2 separate regions of the Homo sapiens genome follow, and region 1 is linked to region 2. A link is an interaction called in ENCODE POLR2A ChIA-PET data of the cell type or tissue named here. Cell type or tissue: Panc1. All regions are shown on one strand. Links, peaks and the distances in the headings refer to the core of each region. The heading gives the core; the rest is flanking DNA.

Evidence for each region. Peaks named below come from ENCODE experiments on the same cell type or tissue, not always from the same donor. Only the 100,000 strongest peaks of a DNase experiment are listed, where the experiment ranks them.
Region 1: POLR2A ChIA-PET joins it to region 2 with 12 read pairs; 5 of 35 experiments call an interaction of 5 or more read pairs at or near these places.

What each region holds. Positions count from the first base shown.
Region 1 is chr15:51,095,218-51,098,144 of GRCh38, reverse strand. The region is part of intron 1 of MIR4713HG (MIR4713 host gene); the gene reads right to left. LOC124903491 (a long non-coding RNA gene) reads right to left here. Exons shown (of 2, transcript XR_007064631.1): 2 at 1,663-2,356. It also overlaps a transcript of TNFAIP8L3 not described here. Among named protein-coding and RNA genes, the nearest start is that of TNFAIP8L3, 1.8 kb to the right of the region's middle. In Panc1, for the core only: no CTCF peak of the experiment used is centred there; no DNase peak of the experiment used is centred there; H3K27me3 peaks cover 1,673 bases.
Region 2 is chr15:51,147,630-51,150,556 of GRCh38, reverse strand. The region is part of intron 1 of MIR4713HG (MIR4713 host gene); the gene reads right to left. Among named protein-coding and RNA genes, the nearest start is that of TNFAIP8L3, 54 kb to the right of the region's middle. In Panc1, for the core only: no CTCF peak of the experiment used is centred there; no DNase peak of the experiment used is centred there.

The DNA of each region.
Region 1 (2,927 bases), core at 127-2,626, 52 kb after region 2:
TTTCTTGACACCTTACAAATAGATACGCTTTACCCACCAGACAGGCAATTTCCTTAAAAAGCCAACAATTTTGTTCACTCTAGTTAAGAAATGACCAATGAGTGGTAGAAACTCGTATATCTGAAGAGCTGCCAGGCTGAAAAGATGTAGTGGAAACACTGAGGAAGGTGGCTTATAACCCTCAGACTCTAGATTCAAGTCTGCAAAGTGATGCCATTTTTCTAAAAATATACAGAGGAACTACAGAAACCCTTTCCCTTTTTCTCTTTCTTAAGAGTTTTTCCCCCCCCACAAGAAATATATCAGAACTGGTTTGTAAAAGGAGATTCACCACCTCAGATTTCACTGTTTTAGTGGGGTTGATGGTCATAGGATACTATTTTAAGGACTTCCTTCTCTTACACAGATTTTTCCATACTGGGAGGAGAGATAAGGTATGTTCCACTAATGTTCCTCATTAAACTCACACGCATGCCAGTAGTCATTTCCCTTTGTCTTGCTGTCCCATGACAACAGATTGTACATCATAGGAAATTGGAATCGAGACCTTGTTTAGTTTGGATCTCTCTTCCCCATTGTCTAATTCCACATTCAATTCAATTTTTCATTCTATGTCTGCCTCGTTTAGCAGAAATATACTATGAATGAATATAGGAGCAGGTAAATGAATAGGCATTATCTAAGAACTTCACTCAAAGACTTTTCAGGATACCTTGACCAGTTCTTTCTCTCCCCCCCATGCCCAAAGCATTTATCTCTGGGTCAAAATGTGCTAGATACTTAATGAAGACCTGACGACTGATGAGCATACATGTGTTGTAAATGTGTGTTCTCAGTACATTGTTTACTGTTGATCAAATTCCAGTAGCTTCTCTGTTTCCTTTTTGCTGTTATTCATACATGTCTCTGTGGTCTGTCTCCCTCACACTGCAACCCAGGCTACCTGTCCATTAAAACAAAAGCAAAACCAAAAAAGCTTCCATGAAGTGCAAGGAAAGGAGGTCTAAGGAAACAGGGAAAGTTTCACATTTCCTGTTATTGAATCTAGGCACAACCTTTAGAGGAAGCTGAATGCCTTTTGAATCCCATATGCTCTGTTCTGTGAAGCTATCATTGTTGTTTTACCTTATAACTGAAAAGCTATTATGGCAAACTTTTTAAATGATCCCAGCTATTTGTTTTTCGAGTATCATCTTGTATCCAAATTTTGCCATTACTTTTTTCTTTCTTTCTTTTTTTTTTTTTTTTTTTTTGAGACAGCGTGTTGCTCTTGTTGCCCAGGCTGGAGTGCAATGGCACGATCTCGGCTCACTGCAACTTCCGCCTCCTGGGTTCAAGCGATTCTCCTGCCTCAGCCTCCCGAGTAGCAGTGATTACAGGCATGCACCACCACACCTGGCTAATTTTGTGTTTTTAGTCGAGACAGAGTTTCTCCATGTTGGTCAGGCTGGTCTCAAACTCCCGACCTCAGGTGATCCACCCGCCTCAGTTTCCCAAAGTGCTGGGATTACAGGCGTGAGCCACCGTGCCCGGCCCCCACTTTTTTCTTTTCATTAAAAAATGCAACTCTAAAATATTTTGTTTTTCTAAATGGGATCCATTCAATCTAAAAATTAGTGTTCTTTCCAGTTATCAAACATTCACTGTGTGCCAGGCATTGGGTAATAGCTTTCATACTCATTATTTCATTTATTTACAAACACCCTATGAAGGAGACACCAACACTTGAGGAAACCGAGAGAGGTTTAGCCATTTGCCCAAGATAACACATCCACTGTGGGGCTCTTTTGACCATTTCATCAATATCCATCCAACTTGTATCACTAGAGTCCATGAGCTTGGCCATCCTTTGTTTTCTGAAAACACAAAGTAGAGTGGTATTTGCACTCTGTTAAGCCCACACTTCACTAAAGACGGCAGCCTTCAGGTAGACCAGAAGCCAAAACTCACTTATGACACTGTACCATAGCAGTCAGGAGCAGATCTGGACATCAGACCTGATTTCAAGTCCCAGTTCACCCACCTACTGGACGACCTGAGACCACAGGGACATCATCTGCTGTCTCTGAGACTTTTCCCATCTGTAAAATGGGAATGAAAATAAGTTGAATTCTATGAACTTGCCAACTTTCAACCATATTCTACTTCCAAAAAGTATTTTCAAATGGTGCAACCTAAATTCTTCACTGGGTCATTGTACAGATTAGATGAGGACACAAAGGGAAATGTTCAGTAAGTGGCGCTTTTTAGCAGACTTTTTCTTCTTGATTTTCTTTTGCTCTGGCCAATAATTTGCATTCTCTGGGCAGACTTTACAAGCAGAGAACCCAGCTTGAGGCTTTGTGAGTGTAGGAGCCTATAATAGGGAGGCAATAAGAGCATATAGATAACCAAGAATTAACAACAACAAAAAAGGCCTCGGTGCTCCGTGCATTTCCCCCCTCGTTTGGGCTCTTAATTAGTAAATAGGTTTACAAATGCTTTTTTTTTTCCTTTCATAAAGGATGGTGTTACGGAAGTTTAGCACTCTGTGTTTAATCCCATCAACAAAGAAAAGCTTTTAAAATTAATTCTGGCCCCTCTAGTCGAGGGCGCGAAATAGCACGGCTGCTTGATTGGCAGGGTGGCTCCAACCTTCCAGGCGAGCCAGTGTTCAGACTCACCGAGCCCCCGGAACCCGCTTCACCACCGCTTGCCCCACCTGCCCTGCCCTCGCTGGCAGAAGACTCAAACAGCCGGAGTTAGCATTACCTGCCTGTGTGTTTACTTCGTCACTAGGTGCCAGGCCCAGCGCTCGGTCCCGCACACGCCTTGTCTTACTACTTTCCACAACAGTCCAACTGTCATCTCCCCCCACCCCGCCCCCTTCCCTTATTCCCCGCTCCCTTCCCTTATTCCCCGCTCCCCTTCCCTTATTCCCCGCCCCC
Region 2 (2,927 bases), core at 95-2,594:
ACCAGTACCATGCTGTTTTGGTTACTGTAGCCTTCTAGTATAATTTGAAGTCAGGCAATGTGATGCCTCCAGCTTGGTTCTTTTTGCTTAAGATTGCTTTGACTTTTCTAGCTGAAAAGAACATTCCCATATGTTGTGCTTTGTCTGAATGTCTTCAGAATACAATCTGATCAAGTCTATTAACATTTCATCTACGCTTTGACCCAGAAACTCACTTTTAGGAATCTACCCTTTGGGAATACACACACATTCAAGGATATTTGTACATAGATATTTCTTGCAGCATTATTGATAATAGTGCACAGTTAGAGGCATCTTTAATGTCTACCAATAGAGGAATGGTTATATACAGTACAGAATATTCATATTATGTGATACTATGCTTTCTATCAATAAATGAGATAGGACTGTTTTGAATATGGATATTCTTGAGTGAAAACAGAAAGTTGCAGAACATTATGTATAAATCCACATATACCCAAAATGAGATCAAAGCATTTAGGGAGTAGTGAATTAAATACATTTTATTTAATAATCGGTAATTACATTGTTAATATTCTTCAATGTATTTACCTTTGCATGTTCATATTATTCTAGCACTTTTAGTGCCTGCTGAAATATTATTTGAACATCTCTTTTAAAATTGCCTTGCAATGATGGCCTGTTTTGTCAGACTTGATGACTTGGTGTCAGATCCTCTCCTTTCATGGTTTATTTCAATCTGGATAATAGCCAGAAGTCCTACAGTAACAAAATGGTCATAAACACACTTCATTATATTTTTATCTCCCCAAATTGCCAAGGATTAAGCTTGTACTAAGTTGTATTCAGCTCAAAAGGCAAACTTCCCAAAGAACATTAACAGTGTAGGCCAACACCAATGAAGCTCACAGTGCCCTGGAGTGTGATAACCATGAAGACTCTGGATACTCAGCACAGAAGGTTCTCAAAATAAGTCTAGCATCCAGACACCCTCCATCCAGACATATCTGTTGGTGGTGGCCCTGTTGGACAATCTATTCTAGCTGACCTCATACACATAGGAGAAGATGGAAAAGGCACACTGAAATGCCATTAAGGGTTTCACTTGGGGATGAGGAGTGGAAGAAGGGGGGCTTGATAGGGACTTTATTTCATGTATAAACCTTTATATTGTTTGCATTTTTCAATGACTATGTACCAACTCAATTAAAAATATTTTCACAAATTGAACAACCATCACCAAAAGGAATGACTCAATAAGCATTGTGGTAACCATGTTTTGCCTCATGGGAGATCTGCATTCTGCTTGGACTCAATATGGAAGTTACTCTTTTAACCAAAGAAATCAAGGATGAAGGCCCCACCACTGCCATGTTGGAGTTATAATATTGAGTGTTCAAATTAAAGAGCTGTAGAAGCAAAACTGCAGTGACACAAATAAAGAAAGGGAAGCCATTGGGGAGTAATAAGTAGTTAGTAGCAAGCAGTTAGCAAAAAGCATATTGAAAGATGCAATATCTTTTAAATACCAATGATGGAGCCTGCTTTTAAAAAGAACTTCCAGCAAGTAAAAGCAGATCATTTTGAAATGCCTTTGAAAGTTGTTTCCACCATTATTTTTCTACATTCACTCCTGGTTTGCTTTCATATGGTATTTATCACAATTTGAAGTTATTCTAATTATTGTCCACTTATTTTTTGTCTCACCCATAAAATGTAAGTCCACAGGAATAGGGACCCTATCTGTCAATTACACTCTCTGGCAAATAATAGATGCTCAATTGATTTGTTGGATGACTGTGTGGATTAATGAAAATAATAATAAAGACCCTGATATAAGGAAATAACAACCTCAGAACAATCTACTGTGGGACAAAAATAGAATAGAAACTCATTTGCGATAAAAAATAAAAAGAGTCCTGCAGGTCATAAGAAGAGATTTGCACCAGAGATTAGAGAGACTATACTAATGGTTTTTACTAGTTCCTTAGTGAAGAAAAATTACAAATTAATACCTTGGTTTTACTTCCTAAGTCAATACCTAAAACTTATAAATGGTTGCATACACATATATGTTAACAAGTCAATTGTTATATAAAGCATACAGATTCTTCCATCCATAATGTGAGCTGGGTGTTTGGAAAGAGCATGGGTTTGGGGCAAGACCAATGTGGGTATGAATTACAGCCCCAACTCCATAAAAGAGCATGTGTGGTCCTGATTCAAACAAACTGTGGGGAAACATTGATGAGACAATTGGGGAGATTTGAACACTGGTAGAAAGATGACTTTAGGGAATTTTTCATTTGGACAGGTGGTGATAATAGCATTGTGGTTACATTTAAAAACAGGCCTCATCTATGTAGGCACATGTGTTGTAGATGAAGTGGTATAATGTCTGGGATTTGCTTTAGAATAATTGGGATGAGGGCTAGTTAGGAGAATGGATAAAAAAAGATCAACCATAAGTTGATGCTTGTTGAAGCTGGGTTGTTGGCTGCACAAAACTTCACCATTTTTTCTTTTCTTTCTATTTTTGTATAAATTTGAAAAATTTTCATAATCAAAAGTTAAAAAACAAATCACTATGTATGTAAAAGTTAGAGTAACACCATGTGAGTGATGCTAGGTAAGTTTCCAGCCTTCTCTGAGCTTCAGTTTCCTTGTCTGAAAATTGGGATAATAGTAGCAACTACCTTGTAGATTGCTACGAGGTTTCAATAATGAAATACAGATATAAAACTTGGAACAGTGTCTGGCACATAGCAAGAGCTCATAAATAGCAATTGTTGATATTAATTTTTTCAGAGAGAGAAAGAGCATAAAGTATGGACACACCAGTATTAAAATGTTAACAATCTTGGGAGAGAGATTATAAGTGATTTTAATGTTATTTATTTTGTTTGACCATATTTTCTGATATTTTAAAAAATGAATATGTATTA